Linked DNA regions of Mus musculus: all the other regions are linked to region 1. The links are chromatin loops, found by intact Hi-C in ENCODE. Cell type or tissue: heart. All regions are shown on one strand. Each heading gives the region's core, and the rest is flanking DNA. Links, peaks and the distances in the headings are about the cores only. Region 1 holds the start of Gm40305 (a long non-coding RNA gene). Region 2 overlaps Stim2 (stromal interaction molecule 2). Region 3 holds the start of Gm30601 (a long non-coding RNA gene).

The links. A loop is a pair of places that touch in the nucleus more often than their neighbours do. Peaks named below come from ENCODE experiments on the same cell type or tissue, not always from the same donor. Only the 100,000 strongest peaks of a DNase experiment are listed, where the experiment ranks them.
Region 2: it touches region 1 in a loop (4-fold over the local background); 8 of 42 quality-filtered maps call a loop at or near these places.
Region 3: a loop joins it to region 1, with 4 times the contacts of the local background. A loop is called at or near these places in 9 of 42 quality-filtered maps.

Annotation. Positions count from the first base shown.
Region 1 is chr5:53,922,168-53,932,808 of GRCm38, forward strand. Gm40305 (a long non-coding RNA gene) reads left to right here and starts at 5,414. Exons shown (of 3, transcript XR_868426.1): 1 at 5,414-7,458. In heart, for the core only: a CTCF peak has its summit at 6,563; a DNase peak (open chromatin) is centred at 7,214; H3K27me3 peaks cover 737 bases.
Region 2 is chr5:54,112,155-54,114,654 of GRCm38, forward strand. The region is part of intron 10 of Stim2 (stromal interaction molecule 2); the gene reads left to right. Among named protein-coding and RNA genes, the nearest start is that of Stim2, 110 kb to the left of the region's middle. In heart, for the core only: a CTCF peak has its summit at 1,330 (motif pointing left); no DNase peak of the experiment used is centred there.
Region 3 is chr5:53,987,312-53,997,952 of GRCm38, forward strand. Gm30601 (a long non-coding RNA gene) reads left to right here and starts at 7,940. Exons shown (of 2, transcript XR_376962.2): 1 at 7,940-8,806; 2 at 9,091-9,302. In heart, for the core only: no CTCF peak of the experiment used is centred there; a DNase peak (open chromatin) is centred at 8,150; H3K4me3 peaks cover 1,284 bases; H3K27ac peaks cover 958 bases.

The DNA.
Region 1 (10,641 bases), core at 5,027-7,526:
AGACTGTCAGGAGGAGTTAATCCTATGTATTCCCTAAAGGGAAGCCGAGGAAAGGCTTCATTTCCCAAAGGAGGTGTTTCACCAACCTCTCTGAGACCACTGTAGTCAGCAAATGATCAAGTACCCACAATGCAGGCCAGTCAACCTCTGGGGAGAGGTCTCTGGTTGCCTGTGATGGGCCCGCCTCCTCCCCCATGCCCCTACCCCAACTCCAACTCCACCCCCACCTACTTCCACCTCCCTTGTGGCTGCTATTTAATTGTTGGGTCTTGAAGATGAAATAACAGAAATATCTTGGCCGGTAAATAAGTAATTAGCCTAATGAAAACTCACTTTAGGGGTAGCTAATTAGCCAACAGAGGACAAGCAGCTTTGGAGGGAAGTCCCTGAAGATTGAGAAACCCACTGGGTGCAGACAGGCTGTCTATGAAACGGGAGGCATAGCAAGGGCACAGGGGCCCTGCAGCTTTAAGCATCCAATTAATTAGGTGAACTTATCCGAGGCCTCCGGGATCCAGGCCCTAAGCCAACTGCCTTCTGTGTCCCACAGCTGAGATTCTTGCTCTCACACACACTGATTCTTCAGTGTGGTCTCGAGGAAGCCACATCAGCGTCACCTGGAGACCCAGGCTGCTGAGTCAGAATGTCTGGTAGAGGATCCCACGGGCTGTGTTTAACAAGCTGTCCGCATGATTCTGGTACAGGCTCATGTTAGAAGGCCACTGCTCTAATGAGGTCATTCTTTCGTCCCCTTTCGGTGAGACTGAATGTGGATCCACCAGACATAAGGGGGCGAAGCCCACAAAATGGGTGTTAAACTCAGCTGACCACAGCCTTGAGATGCATTTCAAAATTTGTCTCACCAGGCCAGGTGTCCCAGGACTGGAGAATACAGTTACTTAAGAGGTTGAAGAGAATCACAAGTTCAAAGCTAACCTGGAGTATGGGATAAAGTCAAAGCAGGCTTGGGGAACTTAATGAGGCTCTGTCTCAAAATACCTAGAAAAAAGCCGCAGGGACCCTCTCTTCCTAAAGCAGCCAATCAATTAGATGAACTTCTCTGGGGGTGTAAATCAGTGGTGGAGAGCAGAGAGCTTGCTTGGCCCTGGTGTCTATTTCCAGGACTGCCCCAAAAGAACTCCCCCAAAGAAAACAACAACAACAACAACAACAACAAACACACACACACACACACACACACACACACACACACACAGTTGCCTCTTCCGTACCCCAATCTACCTAAAAGGAAGTCTATAAAACCTCACTTACCCCTGGGGCAAAAAAAATCTCAAGATAGCAGACAACCACATCCATGCCTATAGTGCTGCGCCTAATGCGTTTTTAATTAACTTTTTAAAATGTTTCTGGGACTGGGTAATTCAGCTTAGCCTCTGAGTCCTGGGGATAAGGATTTATTATTTTTTTTAAGGCAGAAATATGTTTTCCAATGCTGACTTTTATCCAAATAGTTTCAAAGATTAGATTAAAACTCTCGAACAGTGAAACTTAGCTCCGTGCACTCAGGCTTGGGAGAGGGGGAAGGGAAGGCTTATGTTTGTTTTCTTTTTTTTTTTTAAGAGAGGAAGAACACCATGACGGGATACTTTTGTTTTAAGTTTATAATTCAGGAGTAAATCTAACAAAAAGAGCCAAAATTATTTGAGCGTTTGTTTATCTTACCTTGAAATAGAGAACATTTTCACTCAGTTTATCTCTGTTATAAAAATAGACATCTTTAACATAAATTTTAGAAAATACAGGGAAGAAGAAAAATAAACCCTATCCTCTCACTCAAAGAAAACTGCTATTTTAATTATTTCTTTGTACCATTTTTCTGCTTATGCATATGATGTCAATATACACAAAGACGTGAAAATTATTGGCCATGCCTCTGTGAACCCCCAAATTTTATTTAGATAACCAGACTGGCAATGCCACATGTGCACCACACGGATGTAGAGAGTTCACAGATGGTATAAAATGCTTTACTGTGAAGGAGACTCCAGAGGGCAGAGCAGGGCCCAGAGACAGCTCCCAACTGCCTGGAGATGGCAGAGAAAGCAAACAGTGTCCAGGTCTCTCTCACTTGTGACCAGAGGTGGCACTGACCCAAGACATCCTGTACATAGGCAGGCCTCTGCCTCGGGAACTAGGTGCACCTGTGAAAAATGGACAGTCAAGCATCAAAACTAGACTTCTCCTCTTCTGCGATGGACAGGCACAGTTTTAAATCTGTCTCTTTGATTTTTTTTTTCATTGCCCAATCTGTGTAAGGGGAATGCCAGTGTTTGTTTGTTTACAATATTTTATTTATCTACATTTCAAATGTTATCCCCTTTCCTGGTTTCCCCTCTGAAAACCCCATATCCCATATCCCCTCCCCCTGCTTCTCTGAGGGTGCTTCTCCACCCACACCCATCTCTCTGTCCTGGCATTCCCCTACATTGGGGCATCGAGCCTTCCCAGGACCGAGGGCCTCTTCTCCCATTGATGTCCCACAAGGCCATCCTCTGTAACATATGTGACTGGAGCCATGGGTCCCTTCGTGTGTACTCTTTGATTGGTGGTTTAGTCCCTGGGAGCTATGGGGGTTAGAGGGTCTGGTTGGTTGATATTGTTGTTCCTCCTATGGGGCTGTAAACCCCTTCGGCTCCTCAGTCCTTTCTCTAACTCCTCCATTGGGGATCCCATGCTCAGTCCAATGGTTGGCTGCCAGCATTCACCTCTGTATTTGTCAGGCACTGGCAGAGCCTCTCAGGAGACAGTTATATCAGGTTTCTGTCAGCAAGCACTTCTTGCCATCCGCAATAGAGTCTGGATTTGGTACTTGTATGTTCGATGGGTCCCCAGGTGGGGCAGTCTCTGGATGGCCTTTCCTTCAGTCTCTGCTCCTTACTTTGTATCTCCTCCCGTGGGTATTTTGTTCCCCCTTCTAAGAAGGACTGAAGTATCCACACTTTGGTCTTCCTTCTTGAGCTTCATGTGGTCTGTGAATTGTTATCTTGGGTATTCTGAGCTTTTGGGTTAATATCCATTTATCAGTGAGTGCATACCATGTGTGTTCTTTTGTTATTGGGTTATCTCACTCAGGATGATATTTTCTAGTTCGATCCATTTGCCAAAGAATTTCATGAAGTCATTGTTTTTAATAGCTGAGTAGTATTCCATTGTGCAAATGCATCACATTTTCGGTATCCATTCCTCTCTTGAAGGACATCTGTGTTCTTTCCAGCTTCTGGCTATTATAAATAAGGCTGCAATGAACATAGTGGAGCATGTGTCCATGTTATATGTTGGAGCATCTTCTGGGTGTATGCCCAGGAGTGGTATTGCTGGGTCCTCAGGTAGTACTGTATCCAATTTTCTGAGGAACCGCAAGACTGTTTTCCAGAGTGGTTGTACCAGTTTGCAATCCCATCAGCAATGGAGTAGTATTCCTCCTTCTCCACATCATCGCCAGTATCACCTGAGCTTTTGATCTTAGCCATTCTGACTGGTGTGAGGTAGAATCTCAGGGGTGTTTTTGATTTGCATTTCCCTGATGACTAAGGATGCTGAACATTTCTTTAGGTGTTTCTCAACCATTTGATATTCCTCAGTTGAGAATTCTTTATTTGGCTCTGTACCCCATTTTTTAAATAGGGTTATTTGGTTCTCTGGAATCTAACTTCTTGAGCTCTTGGTATATATTGGATATTAGCCCTCTATCAGATGTAGGGTTGGTAAAGATCTTTTCCTAATCTGTTGGTTGCTGTTTTGTCCTATTGACAGTGTCCTTTGCCTTACAGAAGCTTTGCAATTTTATGAGGTCCCATTTGTCAATTCTTGATCTGAGCGCATAAGCCATTGGTGTTCTGTTCAGGAAATTTTCACAGTTTTAAATCTGCCTCTGATTTTGTTTCATTGCCCAATCTGTGTAAGGGAAAAAGCTTAAATCAAAAGCTTCAACATGAAGCTTTTGACACTGGCGCCTTGTGGCTATGCCAGTGTTTCTTATAACTGAACATTTATTTACTTATATTCTGGAAGAAAAAAATTATGTGGATTAAGAATACCATTGGGGTTTTGTTTTGTTTTTCTCATAAAACAACCAGAAGGTCAAAACAGCATATTCTGAAAGCTAGCTTACCCTGAAGAAGGAGAGTTTGTATATATCTCCAGTGTAGTGCAGAATGGAGCTGACTGTAGAACGTGCTAGCCATGTAACCACTGTGCTTTTAAATAGCTACCCTAAAGCTCACAGGTGCCTCTAATCCTACAATTGGAGTCCCTGCCATGTGACCATAAAAGATATGTCAGCCTCACACATGGCTCTGAAGTAACCACGGGGCTAGTTTTGCCGTCTGTATGCAAGAATGTTCCAACATCTTTAATGACCGAAGATAATCCTCTGTCATCATCTTGTGCATCTACGTTATAAAAATATATACCCGCCTTTGAAGAAAGGTCTTGGTCCACTGGTGTCAACTGCGGGTCAGACTGTGGAAAACTGGCACAGATCCAAGAAGGAATGAAGCCTGCTTATGTTATCACTTTGTATTTTGAACAGAGAATCTCACGAGGCGATTTTCTATTTGGAGATCTAATTAAGACATGAGGAGTGATTGACTTTAGCTGCAGATCACTGTCAGCCACTACAAGGGTTTCGGGATGAAGCCCTGAGAAATGGTCTCTGTACGTAGGGCGGGAGTACCCAAACAGCTTAGCATGTCTCACACCAAGGTAAACGTTTAAAGAGAGGCAATGTGCAGACAAGTCCCTTTTGTGGAAAGCTTGTCATCTCTGATAAATCAAGTGGGTATGCTTTCTAACTCCAAGTGTGGAGACTGGCAATACAATGTCAAAGCTACCAATAGGTGGGGGAGCTGCAGACAGGAGGACCACCACATGTGCTGGGATCTTTGTAACTCTCTTATGTAAAAAGTTTGTGTTCGTATTTGTGAGAGGAGAGGCAGTCCTTTGCATTGGAGAACATTGGGAAATTATTTTTAGAGAATCAAAAACGCCTAGATGTAGATTCAGGTGACCTTGCTAGTACTAAATATTGGCCGTGAGGGTAATTGTAACAATGGCCCCGAGTCACTGCACACCACTCCATGGCACATGCCTGGCTGAGGACTGCACCCAGATCCTCCGTGGTGCTCCCAACACCACCAAGAGAAAAGAATTGTCACTCCCCTAGACAGCAAAGCTGAGGATCACAGTGCAAGGTCCACCCACCTTCACACATCCTATTGGAAGCCATTTAAAACCCACGGCTGGCTCCCCTTCCGCCTCTGATTCTCCATAGCTATTCTTCGACCTAGAATTAGTGATACTGAAATGAAGTTCACATAGTTTTTTGTTTTTCTGTTCTGTTTTGTTTTGTTTTGTTTTGTTTTTCAGACACACAAATTCTTCTGCACTAAAAGGAGAAAACAAGCTGGCCAAATATTTCTAACAAATTACACTAGAGTCAACAATAGTAAACGACTCACTAAACTGTGCATAACTGTGTTATGTCTTTAAAACATAACACAGTCCCTGTGAACTAGAGGAGCCTCTACGTCAGAATTGTGTGGACGGAGTAATCCAGCTGCAGCCATAGATAGATAGCACACCATCTGTGACACTTATCAGTTAAAAATGTTAACCATCGCTCCCATGATAATGGCCAACCCACTCTCTCGACTTCTGTCTTCTGAAGGAAACACTAACACAATCATACTACAATGATACAATACAGAGAGATAGAGAGACAGAGAAACAGAGACAGAGGCAGAGACAGAGAGATACAGAAACTATGGCCAGCACCAGAGAGAGAATGTGCCTACACTATGGCGGGGGTGTAGTGGAGACAAGCTTTCCCACGCCAGACTTGGAGTGTGCATGTGCACACGTGACTCCTGGTACCACTGCCAGACTGTGGGACTAGGCACAGACTTGGGTCCAGACAGCGCATGCTCTACTCACTTCCTCTGTCTGTACCTCACAGCACCTGGGTCTGGAAGTGGGGCGGGGGGAAGAGGGAGGGTTCTAAAGATGACACTTAGGATGTTGCCAGCCTTGATTTGGGTTTGAGTTCTAGGCACCGGGAACTCTCATTGTTATACAACCAGGCAGCCGGCAGGATGGAAAGAAAAACGAATTATGTCTGCTTAGGAAGCCGGAGCAGTACATTTCCTGTGATTGAAATCTCAAGGGTAACTTTTGGTGTTTATGTGGCAGGGCCTTTTGACAGCAGTCTTAAAAGTTTTTAAAGTTAAACTGGGCTTCATTTGAGTCCAGGAGGACATTGGCTCAGGACTCTGGCAAGGGACTTACCACCTCTTGATAACTCTTGAATGGACTTACCTAGGCCTGGTTGACCAATGGCATTGCCTCCTGGACCCTAGGAACACGACTATCCATGTAACTTAACATCATTTATACCCAAAGAGTGGGTATTCAGTTGTCATTCAGTTTTAAGTGTTCTATCTCCGCAAAGCATGGGAACAGCCAAGCTTGGCAGGTGATGCCTGTTTGAGGCTCCCTGCATAGCTCAAGGGCAAGACCTACTCCAGAAGCACCACACTGGGGCGACAGAGCAGAGCCTCAAACTCTGAGGGACACAGGACTTGGGAAGATGGCAAATGCTGTCTTGCGGCATATGAGTATGGGAGCAGGACACAGGGATGAGTGAATTGCCTTCTGAGTTGGGTGGGCAGATGGGTAGAGAGGTTATAAGTTGTACATGAGTACAAGATAATGTACTTTGAGTCTAGATAAGATTTGCTAGTCTTTTATTTCTTAGTGAGGTGACATCAGAAGATTTATATACTGCTCCAAAACCAACCAGTCCAACTCTAAAACAGGTATGACATTACTTGCCTGGCATGTTTGTTGCCGGAATCGCCCCCGAGGCCTGTAGAGTACCAGGCAGGTGGTAAGCCCTCAGCAAAGAGAACAGCTTTTTGTGTGTATAAGTGGTGTCTAGAAAATCCTACAGGTATTCCTGGGATGCGAGCCAGGCTCAAGAAAGGAGCAGACTGAGTTGGAAGAGGAGGAAGGAACAGGGTGGTTTCTGATGCAGGAGAACCAGCGCCTAGAGCGTTGGAGGCTTGTGAGTTACTTGGGGCTGCTACAGAGTCATGGGGCTCGATGGGCGAATCAGAGCCTGAACAGTAACCATGCCAAGGAGTTTCCCTGGATCTCAGCAGAGATTTCTGGAAGGTTCAGAGGGAACTAGGAAGGCTCCCAGGGCCCCGTTCTTCTGCAGGCAACACCCTTTCTTCTGAGTTTGCCAACATCCGGACTTCCTCTGAACTGAACTGGGAAGTTCTGTTGTTAACTATTTATAGTTCTTTACCTTTTATAAGTAACCCCGACTTCCTGTGTCCACAACAGCTGCAGGATCCCGGCCGGCCGTGAGCTCTCTTCCATCCCCAGGGAGCAGCTATAAGGCTGCCACAGACAGAAGCTCTCAGATGACAGGAAGTAAGTGTAGTTGACAGTTTTTGTTTTGTTTTCATTCCACTTTTTTTTTTTTTTTTTAAGACAAGGTCTACTCTCATGACCCAACTAGCCTGGATCTCCCCGTGTGGTCTAAGACTAACTCGAACTCATGACCGCCCTCATGCCATAGCCTCTCAAGTGCTAAGATTACAGGCACTTGCCACCATGCCTGGCGCCCATGAGTTTTAAAGATTAGCTGGTAGGAAGGGAAGCAAAGCCTCCAATCTAGTTTGAATCAGAAGAACACCCTGCTGTGTCCCAACTCACCCTCTCACAGGGCTCCAGAGCACTTTGTGGCTGTCCATCTGGGGGCACGGTTCCAGGTGCTTGGAGGCTCCTCAGGGCCAAGGGTTTCGGGGCCAGCGACTGCAAGGAGGCTGGCACAAGACCTAGAGCATGCCCGGAAGTTCCGTTCTGTAGGAGGCAGCAGAGTCTAGGGCAGGTGATCACTGCCTTTGAGAAGCAAGCACCTTAGAAGTGAAAGTGCTCACTGTTCACAAAGCCTGAGTGGGCAGAGCATGGATACCCTTCAGGGAAGCTCTAAAGATTTGAGCCAATTAATCCATTTTGTGGGAGGGAAGAAGACCTGCCCTTCTTTCTTATTTTCTCTCCTCTTCCTCCTCTTCCTCCTCCTCCTCCTCTTCCTCTCCCTCCTCCTCCTCCAGTAGGGTTTCTTTGTGTAGCCCTGGCTGTCCTGGAACTTGCTCTGTAGACCAGGCTAGCCTTGAACTCAGAGATGCACCTGCCTCTACCTCTCCTGGGAATAAAGCCATGTTCCACTATGCTCAGCCAGGTTCCGCCTTTTCAATCAGACACATTGTTTTAAGAACCTTGAGTATTTGTTGACCTAGTCTCAACTTCTCATTTTGCCCACAATATACTCCTCACAGTGATTTGTCCACCAGCACATACCCTGTCCACGCCAGAGGAGAGTCCCGGGTTCTTCTACTCCCCTGACCCCACGAGACACATTCTGATCATGACTTCTTGCCATGAGCCCCACCCTCCTTCTAGCTAACCTCCCTCTGCATAGGCCCCACCTACCTGTCAGGACAGCTCCAGATTAAAGGGACATCTCTTGGTGATATGCATGATTGCTAAAGCTGGTGCTTAATTATCTGACACTGTCAATGTGGGGAGAATTGGCAAGCTCTGGCCCAGGTGGCTGCCTACTTGAAAAAGAGCATCAAGAAAATAAACTGGAACAAGAGTTTGGGGTCTCCCTCTCGTTCATTTGGATGACCAGTTGTCATCTTAAAATGATTGGCTGAATTCTTACCCTAGCTCTAATGACAGAGGCCCGTATGGAGACTGACTTCTTGGGCCGGGACCCAGCTCACTGACGCATCACTGACAAACTTTTAGGCAAGTTTCTCACTCTTCTGTACTTTGGTTTTCCTATGCGTGAACACTAAGAATCTGCCATTGGCAGAGACTGGCAAGTGATAATTAGGACATTCATGCCACACCACCACACTGGGTCCTCCCAGTCCGGCTTTCCTTACAGTTAAGGTTGCTGTGTAGATAGATTCTCTTGCCAATGGAATGTGATCCTCCACTCTCTCTACCACCTGCTGGTCAAGGGTGTGTCCGACCCAGGGAGCCTTGGAAAGGGATGGAGCTACCATAATGTGAAAGAGCCTAGGCCCAAGCTGTCACATGGAAAGCTGACTGCCAAACATTTCCACTGAACACCTACTAAAAAACAAACAAACAAAAACGTTAAAAACAAATTAATAAAATAAAAACAAAAAAGTATTACGTTAAAAGGCTTAGCATTTAGGGTGAATTTTTATAAAGGATATCATGCCTTAAAAGGTTGTTGGTAGTCTTAAATAAATTAACATAGGAATGCCTCTAGAACAATTCCTGGGGCATAAATAAGTGTTCTATATGTAGATGTGTTATTGTGAAGTATGGCTAGATAAATAAAATGAGAAAGACCAAAATAGAGAGAGATAGAGAGTTTGCGAAGATAGTTGCCCACAGTCTTATTTCATAAATCACTCTGTGTTTGTGTCTGTGTGTATACATATTTAATACACATTAAATATGTATATAGCTGTAAAGTTTACATTTGGGAACAAAAGATGAAGTTATAGAAAAGTATGTTGGCTCATTCATGAATTAGTATTATTTGTTAATATAGTTTCATGGTCCTTACAGAAAAGCAAGTTCCTTCAGAGAGATCTACTTTTAGAAGAGGCAGATAGAACATTCATTCTCAACCAAATATAGTGTTTATGCAGAAATAATTTCTCTTTTTTTCTCCTAAATAATCATCGACATACTTGCCTATGTGGGGATGAGTGAGCACAGGAAGCTGGACTTCTGGAGAGTGATGCTTCTGCAGCAGATGCTGGGGTTCCCTTGTAGTATCATCTTTTTGTCCCCATGAACAAAGAGTAGTCCCGGAGTCATCTAGTCTTTTCTTCCTCACCAGGAAGATGTGTCCAACCTCCCACATGTCCTCCTTGCTCCCTAGTACATCCCCAGGTCCTTCTTTATTATCACTTTCCTCTTGCCACACTCCCTGCTTCTCAGAGAATCCCAGGCTATTCTAGAAAAGGGTCCAAATGGCAGAGCAGAACAAGCCAGTGACATTCATTCTTTACTGATGGTCTCAGCTCCTTAGAGTACCATATTTTTATGGGTACTTGCTATGGACTATGAAATAATGTAGTGAATAAAGCAGGTAACAAATCTCTCTGGAGCTTACATTTTGATGAAAGAAACTAGAGAATAGGTAAGTGAAGTCATGGCATATTAAATGTGATAAATATAAGTGGAAAGCAGGTCAGGGGAGTGTAGTGGCTTTAGAATGCAATTGGAAGAGGGCATTTTAAGCCAGGTGGTGAAGACTCATGGAAAAGTAGCATTTATGCCAAGGCTAGAGAAAGTGATGGGGCAGGCAGACGAGAAGTTAGGAGGAACACAGAGTGAGGCCTTTGGGAGCTTCAGAGGGAGGTTACCTTTGACTTTGAGCAAGGAGAAAGTCATGGAGGACCTGACATACATATCGAAAGAATCATACCGGTTGCTAGGTGGAGGACAGCCAAACACAGGCCAAGCACAAAGCCAGGAGACCAAGACAGGAATCTTGGCAAGAGATGATAGAGTACGGTGATGTGGGCCAGACTGAGGGTGGCATGAGTGCAAATCCTG
Region 2 (2,500 bases), core at 1-2,500, 180 kb after region 1:
CTGTATATGTGTATGTATCAAACATATATGCATGCACGTAAGATGTGCTAGTTGTTTTAAGATGAGCCTTGCTGTGTAGCTCAGGCTAGCCTCCTGCCTTAGCCTTCTGAGTATTAGGACTGTACTTGTACGCCAGCGTAATGTTTTTCTAGAATGTGAGTCCTTCGGAAGGGAGCTTTTGTATTAATATTTGTTATTAATATTTGTGTGTTAATATTGCGTAGTGTTGCGTGCTCTGCTTTTGTGTGTGTTAATATTGCGTAGTGTTGCGTGCTCTGCTTTTGTGTTTTACTTTGTAGAGAACAATCTTGGTAAGATAAAATTTGAATGCTTGAACTCCTGACTTTCTGCAGTTACAGATGTTTTCAGTTTACAGGTTTTTATATTAGAAATTATTCTTTACCCTTATTACCGCTTGCCTGGTCTATTTTTCCAATACTTAGGACTTCTTTTTTTTATCATGTCAATAGAATGAAGCTCTGAAGAGTGGAGAACTAACTCTGTTAGCTTAGTTCTTGGTTGACTGACATCTCAAACTATTAGATTTTGATGACAGTCAAGCCATCTTATCTGAGAATTTCCAGTTTGGCCTTTTCTGTTCAATGTTGCAGCTTTCCTGAGACTGTTAGAACAGTTCTGATTATACAAGAGAGTTGTGATCAAATCCAGCTCTTAATCTGACAGATAACTCCCGGTCAGTGGGACCGCTTTTGTCTTTTCCCTGGCTTTGAGTCTGTTACTGGCATAGTGGGGTGAGGAGGCAGTAACTCTCCCAGGGAGAGCATTGGCTTGTAAGTTTGGGGAACACTGGAAGCAGGAGACCTCATTTGTCTCCTTGTCTGGACTATGAGCTGGTGATGGTTGAGTTGCGTCTGTATTCAAGCTGGCTTGCAATTTGAATTTGTCTATTTGCTTATTGGCTTATATATGTGCTCTTATATAACACTGAAATCATAAGTGCATATTTATTTGAAAACTAAGCCTTTTAAAAATAGTTTTTCTTTAAAATATGTAATTGTTGAGAATCATAATTGTGCTTGAGGAAGATCAATTTCTTTAGTTAAATCTTTTTCTTGCCTTTTTAGAAGCACTTTTGGGAGTTTGGAAATGGCAAAACTTTATTTTTATTTACTTTTTTTTGATCCATTAAAAGAAGATACACTAAATGTGAATAATTGGCATATGTTTTAAATAACTGTGGTAATATACATAGACATTTATACTTGTAAGTGTGAAAAAGTACAAGAGCTGGTTTGAAATGTTATAGGAAGTTTTAGAAATTAATCTGATCGCTCATAGAATTGGAGAGCTGTGCCTCCACCTAGTGGCCACGTAGGGTGCTCCATTTTGCTTTGTAAGTCCTGAACTTTATAAAACAAAGGCTGTTAGCCTGAAGTGTACTATGGTAGGATGAAGGTGCTTCATTTAAGGATCTCTTTATTGGCTATGTGTTCCTTATGCTTGAAACAATGCCCAGTAAGCACACTTATTGAAGGTAAATCGCAAAGGAAGAGAGTCTAATACACATAATAAGACTGTCTGTAGTTTTACATGAAGAAACCCCAGAAACTGTTAGTTGATGAATAGAGGATGGAATTACTCCTCCTTCCCCAGGTTTTAAGTATCTGCTAAATCCTTTCAGAGTAGAATGTAGTAGTAATGTATTCCAAACTTCTCATAAAGCCCTTTGAACATTCTTAAGGTCACTGAAGCCTGTGCCCATCCACTACAAAAGTAAACAGGTTGTCTTACTTGTTTTTCTGAAATGAACCATATCATCTCTCTTTCCCTCTTCTAAAGTTGTGCTTTTCTAAAGCCCATTAGAACATGCTTCCTCTACATATGTAATATCTAATATATACCATTGCTGCATACTTACACCACCTACATAAGTATCATCAAATTATAGATATCATTTTTCAACTTCTTTGCTCAAAATGTGCTTCAGAGCTTTTCTGTGCTTATCCAAGTTAGATTTACTGTGATTGTTTAACATGAGACAACCGAAGCTTGTTTATATACTTAGTAACATGGGCTCTCTCCTTTCCCACTGAGATTCCTTGTATATTTTTCTTTTAAAAACAATAGTAGAAACACAAATTGTTATGTTATACATTATGCACAGCTCTAAGAATTTCTCTGGACCCTTTGAATGATTTTTGATCATTAGGCAAGGATCTCATGGCCAAATTGCCTTCAAAGGGGTTTTGTTTGTTTGCATACTCAGTGTTTATGAGTCCTGCTTCTGTCTCCTCACTCACACTTGGCATGATTAGTTCTGTAGCCTGGATGAATACGAAACAATACTGCACTGTTCCTAAACTCACTTCATCAATAGTTTGGGGATATGTAATGCAAATGTGCAGCCTGCTTCCCTCATCTGTTTTATCCTGAGGCTCTTACAAGGTTTGTTGTCCCACTCTGCTTCCCTCTGTCTTCCCTATCCCCTTCTATCACACTCTCACCACTTAGGGGCTTAACATAATGTGATTTAGAAACT
Region 3 (10,641 bases), core at 7,095-9,594, 67 kb after region 1:
TAGGAACCAATGATTCTACCTTTTTTGATTTTGAACTTATAGCCTCCACATTCTGAACCTGCAGCCCCCAGTATTATAAGACAATGGATTTACTGTAATCTATGAAGGTAATTTCTAAGTGCCAGTTTGACTGGAATAAGAGATCCCTGGGTAGCTGGTAAAATCTTCTGAATTTCCAGGTGTGCCTGTATGGGCGTTTCTGCAAGTTTGGCAGGTAAGCCAGTATCCTACTAGGAAAGAGCCACCAAACAGTGGCAAGCACACCTAAAGTGGCAGAGAGGTGACTTGCTGAATCCTTCTTGGAATCTGGAACTTCCAATGTCAGAATTCTTGATTGTCCAACCTTTGGACTCAGACTGGCTTGCTCAGTCCCAAGGTTCTCAGACTTCAGGTTAAGATACACTATCATCTTGCTGGACTCAGATGCCCTCAAACTTGGACTGAGCCACACTGAAAGCTTCCTTGGGTCTCTCTCTAGCTAGCAGATTAGGCAAGTCATTGGACTTTTTGGCCTCCATAATCATGGAAGCCAATTTTATTAGGGTGTCTGCCTGTGTATCTATAATCTCTGTCTCTGTCTCTCTCATCTGTCTGTCTGTCTGTGTATCCAGCTACCTATAACCTACTTATTCTTTCACCAACTCTTTCCTGACTAAGAATCATAGTTCTAGAAGACTAGAATATTTAATTTATGGTCAGTGGAAAATGGACTGATTCTAAAGTTAACTTATTCCAAACTTTTCTACTTATTATTAGACATTCTTCTCAATGTCTCACTCTTTAGTACAAGCTACTTGATTTCTCTTAATAAACTTACTCTGGATTGTTTTAAGTTAACTAGGCTGTCTTTCCTGTTCCTTAAATATTTATTTAATGATGCTTCTATGAATAGTGAAGCCTATAAATTTGTTCCTTGCTGGGATAAGTACTGTTTGTTTCATTTGCACCTGTTCAGTGGACAGAGAACAAGACAGGGAGGGTATGTTTGGGACAAGTATGAATAATCTCACGGCTTTAAATACAATCTGTATGCTAATGGACTCCTAAATTTAAATCTCCAGCCTGGCCTTTTCCTCTGAACTCTAGGCCTGGGTGTCTGAGTGTCCATGTGGTTTCCTTTGGGTGTCTCAAATTGCATGTATCTCGAATTGAGTGAGCAGTCTTCTTCTACCACCTGCCCTGGTTCTCAACTTGCTCTTCTTGTGGTCTTTCCTGGCGAATGACAACTCGGCTAGCCCTTTATGACACAGAATTACATTTTACTTTTTTCTGTCACACATCATATTCACTTGGTCCCCATGCCTTCTTCATTTTATCTTTAACGTTTCCCAGAGGTGCCACCATTTGTCATTATTACTTCTGTCATGAATCGAGACCCAAAGCTGTCCCTGGTGGTATATTAAGTAGCCTCTGTCTGTCTGTCTGTCCTAACTCCTGCTGTGGAGTAAGAATTTTGATTATAGAAAAACACCTGTCATGTCACTCTCCTCAGTGCTTTCCAAGCTATGTCACTGGAAGAAGTACTTACCCCCTAGGAGACCTCGATTCTTATGAGCTCCATTGCTTCTCCGGGATCACCCACTCTCCTTTCCCTCAAACGCCCTTCCACAGTGCTCCTGAACACAGCTTCTATATCTTTCTTCTAGAACAGTTTGTTTGTTGGAGTCCTTTCTCTGTGGATATCTCATTTTGTACAGCACCCCCGCCCCCCATTTTAAATTCATTTATTCAGACTGTGGTTAGGCCTTGGTATTGCCTATGCAATGTTGGTTATAGGGTTATGGAAGCATCGACCAAAATTTCAAAGGAAAACCTGGCAGGCCAGACCTTTCTGCAGAAAGTCCCTGAAAGGTGGTTCTTAAAGCCATGAGAATGAACTCTAAGAAACAAGACTCCAGAAGAGTGGAAATACCAGGAATATGAAATGTTTACCATAGTAAACTACATACAACTAGTGGAGTTAGTGCAAAGGAGGTGTAACATAGGAGTGGAGAGGATGTGGGTGGGGGGCATTTTCCAACCCTGTAGGGGCTCATATCAGGCTACTAAATACCAAGGTTTGTCCTAGGTTTTGATCATATTTTGGTCCCATTCTTTCTCTCTAATTCCTCTCCTCTGTAATGGGAACATGGACCCTATTCCACCACTGTATGTCTGAAGTATGCAATCTTCCTTTGCATTTACAGAAACATTCCATAAGTTTGCCTTCATTCTCAGAGCACATTTTCTTTTTTTAAAAAAATGTATTTATTCACTTTACAACCTAATTATCAGTTCTTCCTGTCCTCCCAGTACCCCCTCACACAAGTCCCCCATTCCACCTTCCCCTTCTTTTTTCTTTTGAGAAAGAGAAGCCCCACTCTGGGTATCACCCCCAACTGACATCCCCACTCATACCTCAAGTTGCTATGGGACTAGGCACATCCTTTCCCACTGAGACCAGAGTGTGGTCCATTTAGGGGTGTGGGATCTACAAGCAGACATGCAACAGTCTCAGGGACAGTCCCTGTTCCAGTTGTTGGGGGACCCTCATGAAGACCAAGCTGCTCATCTGCTACATACATGCAGGGGACCTAGGTCCAGTCCATGCTCACTCTTGGGTTGGTAATTCAGTCTCTGCGAGCCCTCCAAGGACCATGCATGTCCTTTTGGGTCTGGGTTACCTCATTCAGGATATTATTTTCTAGTTTGCCTGCGAAATTCATGATGTACTTGTTTTTAAATGGCTGAGTAGTATCCCATTGTGTAAATGAACCTCATTTTCTGTATCTATTCTTCAATTAAGGGATGTATAGGTTTGTTGGGAATTGGTTCTGATGCTTTGTCTTAATTTGGCTCCCAAAGCTAGGCTTCCAGACACTGAGGGCCCCTGCCCCCCAGCTGGCTTCTTGGGTTGGTAATAAAGATTTGCTGTTCAGCCAATTGCTGGGCAAGGAAACAGAGGTGGGATTTTTAGATTGCCCAGGCAAAGGACCAAGGAGAGAGGAAGAAGAGGAGGAGAATCGCCATGACTTGGAGGCAGAGGGATGAGATTTAAGAGATGCAGGAGAGAAAACATACAGGTGGAAAGGGGAAGTGGCCCTATGGGGGTGGGGGCTGCCCAGAAGGTAATGGAGCAGCAAAGATAAAAATATAGATTTAGACAGTATTAAACCAGGAATACTTGAGGGGAATGTGTGCTAGCCATGGGAAGGTTTAGAAGTGTCCAGCCATTGAGCTAGTCAAGGCATATCAAAATTAGCTGGTGTGTATGTGTGTGTGTGTGTGTGTGTGTGTGTGTGTGTGTGTGTGAGTGTGTGTGAGTGTGTGTGTGAGTGTGTGTGTGTGTGTGAGAGTGTGTGTGTGTGAGTGTGTGTGTGTGTGAGAGTGTGTGTGTGTGTGAGTGTGTGTGTGTGAGTGTGTGTGTGTGTGAGTGTGTGTGTGTGTGAGTGTGTGTGTGAGAGTGTGTGTGTGTGTGTGAGTGTGTGTGTGTGAGTGTGTGTGTGTGTATGTGTGTGTGTGTGTATGTCTTTTATTCATAAATACAGAGCTCTTGGACAGGTGTGTGCATGAGCAACCCACCAGAAGCCAAAGCAGATTAACTATTCACCGCTACATAGGTTGTTTCCAGTTTCTGGCTATTATGAATGAAGCTGCTATGAACATAGTTGAGTGTCCTTGTGGAATGGTAGAGCATTTTTTTGGGGGATATATACACAGGAGTGATATAGCCTAGATCTTCAGGTAGAACTATTCCCAATCTTCTGAGAACTGTCAAATTGATTTCCAGAGTGGTTGTACATGTTTGCACTCCCACCAGCCTTGGAGGAGTGTTCCCCTTGCTCAACATCCTCATAGCATGTGTTGTCCCTTGCGTGTTTTTTTTTTTTTATCTTAGCCATTCTGATGGGTGTAAGGTGGATCTCAGAGTTGTTTTAATTTGCATTTCCCTGATGACTAAAGATGCTGAACATTTCTTTAGGTGATTCTCATCCATTTGAGATTCCTTTGTTGAGAATTCTGTTTAGCTCTGTACCGCATTTTAAAAATTGGATTATTTGGACTGAGATTTTGACAAATGGTGAAACTTTTGAGACTCTGAAGTCTTGGAAGCAGATTAAATGCATTGAGAGATTGCCTTAGGGTTACTATTGCTATAATGAAACAGCATGGCCAAGAGCCACTTGGAGAGGAAAGGGTATTTTAGCCTCAGCACTGCTCATCATTGGAAGAAGTCAGAACAGAAACTCAAACAACACAGGAACCTGTAGGCAAGGAGCTGATGCAGAAGCCATGGAGGGGGCTTTCTTCTCATGGCTTACTCAACCTAATTTCTTACAGAACCCAGGATCATCAACCCAGGAAGACCCTACCCACATTGGCCCTCCCACATCAGTCACTAATTAAGAAATGTCCTATAGCCTGATTTTATGGAATCATTTTTAAAATTGAGGTACCCCCCCCCACCCTCAGATCTGACTCTAACTCATGTCAAGTTTATAGAAAACTAGTCTACACAGGGATAGTGTTTTAAGGACCAGGATTGAAATGTTTTGCTTTAAATATGAAATATCTCCAATAGACTTGTGTGTTGAAGAATTTTTCTCCAGCTTTTGGCACTATTTGGGGATGTGATAGAAACTTTAAGGGGTAGGCTCTACCTAGAGGAAGTAGGTCATGGCCTTGAAAGTTATATCTTTGGTCTGAGCCATTCTCTCTGCTTCTGTGCTGAGTCACCATAACCTTACCATGAGCCCAGAAAACATGGAAACAGCTTACCATGGACAGAAACTTCTGGAATCATGGGCCAAACAGATCTTTCCTCCTATATGTCCTTTTAAGTTTATGGTTACCCAATTATCAACATGTTGAATTATGTCTTTGTGCCTCTCTTCATTTGCTCTCTATTTGTTGCTACTTTTTAAAAATTTATTTATTGTATATATGTGAGTTCATTGGTCCTGTCTTCAGACACACTAGAAGAGGGAACCAGATCTTATTACAGATGGTTGTGAGCCACCATGTGGTTGCTGGGAATTGAACTCGGGATCTCTGGAAGAGCAGTCAGTGCTCTTAACCGCTGAGCCATCTCTCCAGCCCTACTTTGTTGTTGTTGTTGTTTTAATTAATTTATTTACTTTATGTATATGAGTACACTGTAACTATCTTCAGACACACCAGAAGAGGGTATTGGGTAACATTACAGATGGTTGTGAGCCATCATGTGGTTGCTGGGAATTGAACTCGGGACCTCTGGAAGAGCAGTCAGTGCTCTTAACCTCTGAACCATCTCTCCAGCCCCCTTGAAGCTACCATTAACGCTTGGGAATCTTAGGTCATGACATAGAAATCAAGGCTTCTGTTATGTTTGGAGCAAGGCTCGTTGAACTTTAGGATCTCTCTGGTGACCGTGGCCAGAATGTTGTAACACTCTATGAGTTCCAGGTTCATCGTGTCACTTTGGGACATGTCCTAATGACGCCTTTCCTATGTTTTAGATCTCTAGTCATTTTCCCCTGAGCTATACTTTTTGTTACAAAAGTGGTAGGCTGTGCTGGGAAGCGGCAGGCTGCAGGTGGACAGCTGGGGAGGCGTGTTGGCTCCCATTCACTTGCTGGCTCAGCTCATGCATGGCTAATGTTGCGACTGCTCTGGGATCTGGCTTCCCTGGTGCCAGGAGAGAAAAGTAGAAGGAAATGGAGAGTGTGGGGGATTTGTGACTCCTTTAGGAGTGTTTAGATGATGGTTTCTGGGAACTTCATATTTCTCCCAACCTTTTGTGTTGTTTCAAAACACAGTGTTTCCTTCCTGGAAACACTGGTGGTCTTTGTTGCAAATTGTGGTTAGCCCCTTTTCTGCCTCTTTTCAGTCTTATGCCATCTTTATTTTCATTTTGAATCTTTGGCCATTAAAGTTTTATTATTTTTATGTGTATGTGTGTATACTTGTATGAGTTCATGTGTACTATATGTGTACAGATGACTGCAGAGGACAGAGAGGGCGATCCGATCCTCTGGAACTGGAGTTACACGTGATTATAACCTGCCACATGGGTGCTGGGAGCCAGATCTTAAAGCAGTATATTAACCATTAGCCATCTCTTCAGCCTGGCTTTTATCCACTTTGAGGTGAGTTTCATTTTGATGTGAGATAATGGGCTACTTTCGTTCTTCTGCCCGTGGAAATCCACATTTTCAACACCACCAATTAAGCCGATCATTCTCCCCCGATTTGTGTGTTCCCGATACTTGCTGGCAATCCATTGACAATCACCAGTTGGATTTACTTCTAGGCTTCCTGTCGGTCCCCCTGGGTTAATATGCCTGTTTTGATGGCAGCATTATGCATTTTGATCACATGAGTTTTCAAATACATATTATAATCAAGGAAGGCTTTGGTTTTAGATTTGCTCTTTTTGCACAAGGTTGCTTTAGCCATTTGGCTTCTGTCTTGGTTCCATACAAATTTTAGAATTGTTTTTTCTGTTTTTGAGAAAAAAAAATGCTGGAACTTTGGTAACAATTGCAGTAAGTCTGTAGATCTCTGTGGAGTGTGGCAATATTTTAGCCTTCTCACCGCACAGGCGGTCTTTCCACTTAACTGTGTCCTCATATGTTGTTTAAGAAGCATTAAATAGTTTGCAGTGTAGAGGTCTTTCATATCCTTGGTTACTAGTAAATATTCTATTTAATTCTTGGTGCCATTAAAATGGGGTTGTTCCCTTAATTTATTAATCAATACTTTGTTGTTTTAATTTTGATATGTTGTTTTGTAGCCTGTGACTTGACTAATTTTTTTCTTGAACAAATTTTGGTGCATTAGAAACTCAGTGTATGTGTGTGTATGTCGTGGGGGATTGAAACCAGAGCCTGTGCGTGAGAAATACAAACTCTACCACTCAGTTACTTCTCCAGCCCTCATGCTAGGAACATGATTTGTACCCTCGACTCACAGGATTCTTTGACCAATGTTTACATTTTATCACTCCAATCTTCTCAGCCTTTTATGCAAATTAAGAATCAGCCTGTGAATTAGATGCTTGGTCTCTCTGTGTGTCTGTCTCTTGTCTTTTTCTCTCTCTGTCTCTGTGTGTCTTTCGTGTAGCCTACATTGACCTTGGATTTCTCAATCTTCACTCTCTACCTCCCATTCCTGTATTCTTGGTGTGCGCCGACAGCTGCACCCAGAAGCATGGCTCCTTGCATTTTACATAAATATTTTTGCACCTCATCAGTTACTTTTTCCGGTCTCACCTGCTATCAGATACACTTGTGAGAGTGCAAGCCATGTGTTATCTCTTGCATAATTGCCCCACCCACCGTCTGAAGCGCTGGCATTCTAGTTTGCACCATTATTTGAATCTGGTAATTTTCAGCTATGACATTTTTACTTTTCTCTTCATCCAGTTTCACTCATACAGGAAATGCCAATACCGTTCCTACCACAGGCATTAGCACTTATCAGAGATATCAACATCTCTCCCACAACACTTCAAATTAACCAGTAACAGAGGACACTGACTTTGATTAGTCACAAAACACTGATCCACTTGGCTTTGGTGGGTAGATTTGACTTTCTTTTGTGGGCTGGCTCTAGAAAAGCTTCCTTTCTCTGCTCCCCAGAGAAAGATGCACAGGTTTTCGCACCCTCAGTAAACTGGGTGAGGCATAACCTTTTCATACTGGATTGAGGTAGCAAGTGGCTTACAAGTGAACAACTTTCACTACTCTTCCGCCCCCCCCCCCTCACCCCCGGCCCCAGCCCTTTTAGTGCTTTAATGTACTCCACGACTTGAAGACTATACTCATATTTGCTAACTTTCATTGCTTCTACCTTGAAACCCTATTAGCTGTTATTACTTTGAGTATTTCAAAGTTCTCAGGACCTTAATTTCCTGGGAAGCTATGAAAGTGGTCCAGTTCATAACCCGGTTTCCCCAAAGAGGACTCTTTCTTGCATTTCCCCAGAAGCTATCTAAGAAGGGCAAGCAAAGAGCAGTTGTCCACGGTGCTCCTCTACCCTGATGTGGCAAGAACCCCCCACTCCTTGGGGTCACAGTCAGGCTGGGGAAGCTGTGGGCAGGCGCGACCTCAGTCGGAATTCCCCTGGGTGATACTTTCATCCCGCCTCACGCCCACAGCGCTCCCTCCTAGAGCTACTGCGCCCGCCCACGCGGTGATGTCATCACCCGGGTGTCGGGCGCGCGCGGACGGTCCGCCCACGGAACCCGGGCGCGCTCTGTGCCAGAGTCGCGCACCTGTGGCGGCCGCCAGAGTCCGTGGGCATGCGCGCTGCTACGGGGAGGCTCCTGAGCTCGCAAGCGGAGATCCGGTTCTCCTAGTTGGAACCTGAGGCAGGCTGTGTGGGCCGTGGGGGAGCAAGGATAGAGGATGGTGAGGGTTTGCTCCAGAGATGGGGAGGAGCCAGTGCAGTTCTTTTGCTTTGGGTGTGCACTGAGAGTTGGGTTCATCTGCAGAATCGAAAAGCCTAGGCAAAGTGAGATGCGTTTAATCCTAACCTAGGAGCACCTTTAGCATACACGCCCAGAGCCTGAGGCCAGAGTCACTAAGTACAAAGCACCTGGGTGCCAGGGACCCAGGGAAGGCTTTCTTTGTTACTATTTTTTCCACTCCACCAATAATTCTGTGGTGCAGGTATAATTGGGTTCCTAATTAACTTGCCTACGCGTCACACAGAAGAGCCGGAGTTGAGGTTTCTACGAGGTTGGTCTGATAACAAAGTTCAAAGCTGCCCATCAGACACGAAGTCAAGACTGTGTTAAAATAAGACCGAGAACACATTCTGAAGATACACGGCAAGTTGTGAGGTTTGGACTTTAAAGGAGGGGGCTGGGCTGTAGGAGTAGGGTGGCCAACAAGGGAAAGGGGTTCCAGGAAGATTTTGATGGAATTTGGCAAGAGAAGCACCAGGCAGGAAGCTCTAGGTTACCAGGGAAAGGAAAGGGAACCTGGGCAGAGGACGTGATTATCACCGCCTCAAGTCTTGTGTTTATGTGTACACTTTGCAAGTGTAATTCTCGATCTAATTCTACGGATGGGTTTTTTTTTTTTTTTTTTCAAAGTAATGGACTTGCTCTTGCCTGTTCCCTAGGCCTATGCTATGATGCACCGGAACAATGTGCCCCTGAGTAACAGTGTGCACCACGGCTGCGCAGCCAGAAACATCGGTACCCATAAAACAGATCTATAAAATAGAGGGTTTATTCTAGCCCGTGTCTATCTGAGAGAGGCCGCTATGGTGAATGCTGGTTCCTTACCTGTGGTCCCACTAGAGAGAAATAAACATTTATGATTCCAAATCCATTATCGGGTCTCAGTGTGCCCTGTGTTTGAAAGAAATCGTATGCCATCTTTGTTTAAAGAAGCTCGGGCCCAGTGGATTGCTAGTTTTTCCTGGTTTTATATTGTTATTGCTGTAACATAGTTTGTACTACCCACGTTAGGAACTAATTCCGAGTCAGAACCGTGTAAGAATCTATAAGGTAATAGACAAAAATTGTATCTCCTGTCCAAGATGGTAAAGTTCCCTAGGAAAGGACTGTTAGCAATTTTAGAGCTTCAAGTTCTGACTTATTTGACATTTCCAAGTGTTTCTTAGTCTGCTGAATATAATACCCCACCGTATAATACTTTGCTCGGCGTATATGAGATGTTCAGTAAATACTGATGAATTAAATGATGCCTCCTGTAGAGTAGGAAAGGAACTTATTTACTTCCTGGTTATCCGGTGCCTAGCAGTTCTGTCTACTCAGCAAACACAAGGCTTCACTGCCTTTCAGCAAGCAAAATAGAAACTTACTGTTGCCCGGTAAGGAACGGCCCCACCCTCCAACATAATGCCCCTAAGAAGTATGTCAAGAAATAATTGTGGTTGATTAGCCTTGTTATTATTCCTGATTCTTTTCTGCAGTGTGCATCTTCCTCTTCCACTACCCGACATTCTTTTGGTCAAGCTTCCTAAGGAATTGTTATGTATTTGACTTCTTGACTTCTGGAACAAACTGATCTAAACTGCAAGCCAACAACAAAATCCAACAGTAGTCAGACCTATGTTCTTAACAATCCTAGCTTCGAGTTCTTAAATATGTGTGTGTGTTCAACACCTCCTTTTACATTTCAAAGGTTTTCTGAAGAAATGCTTTGATATGGGTCTCTGAGGTATGTAGCTTGCCTCTGAGTGCCATTTACCTGGGTCACATCCTGAGGACTCCTACCACAATTGAAACAAAATAAAAAAACAGCCAACAACAATAACAACAACATAGTCCCATTGCAATGGTAGCATCTACTTGAAGAAATAGATTCCGGTTCTTTTCCCCTTTTAGATCAATTGGATCTGGAGCAGAATTGCAAGAGCATCCACAAAACTGCTTCATTGCAGATAAGCAAAATGGTCAAGTCTATGTTGTAGTTGGGGCAACCTGTTCAGCTGGCAGTCTATAGAAGTGGTGGTTTGGCAGATGAGTGGCAGTGACTGCCTTCAGTGTCAGCATGGAAAATAGTAAGAAGCTAGAGCACATTATTCGAACATTTCCATTCAGTAGTTGATAAATCGGGCCATGTCCATTTATTAGCTATGGGCCGGTGGGTTGGTTAAGCTATTTTAACATTTCAGCGCTTGGGTTTCGTCACATGTAAAATG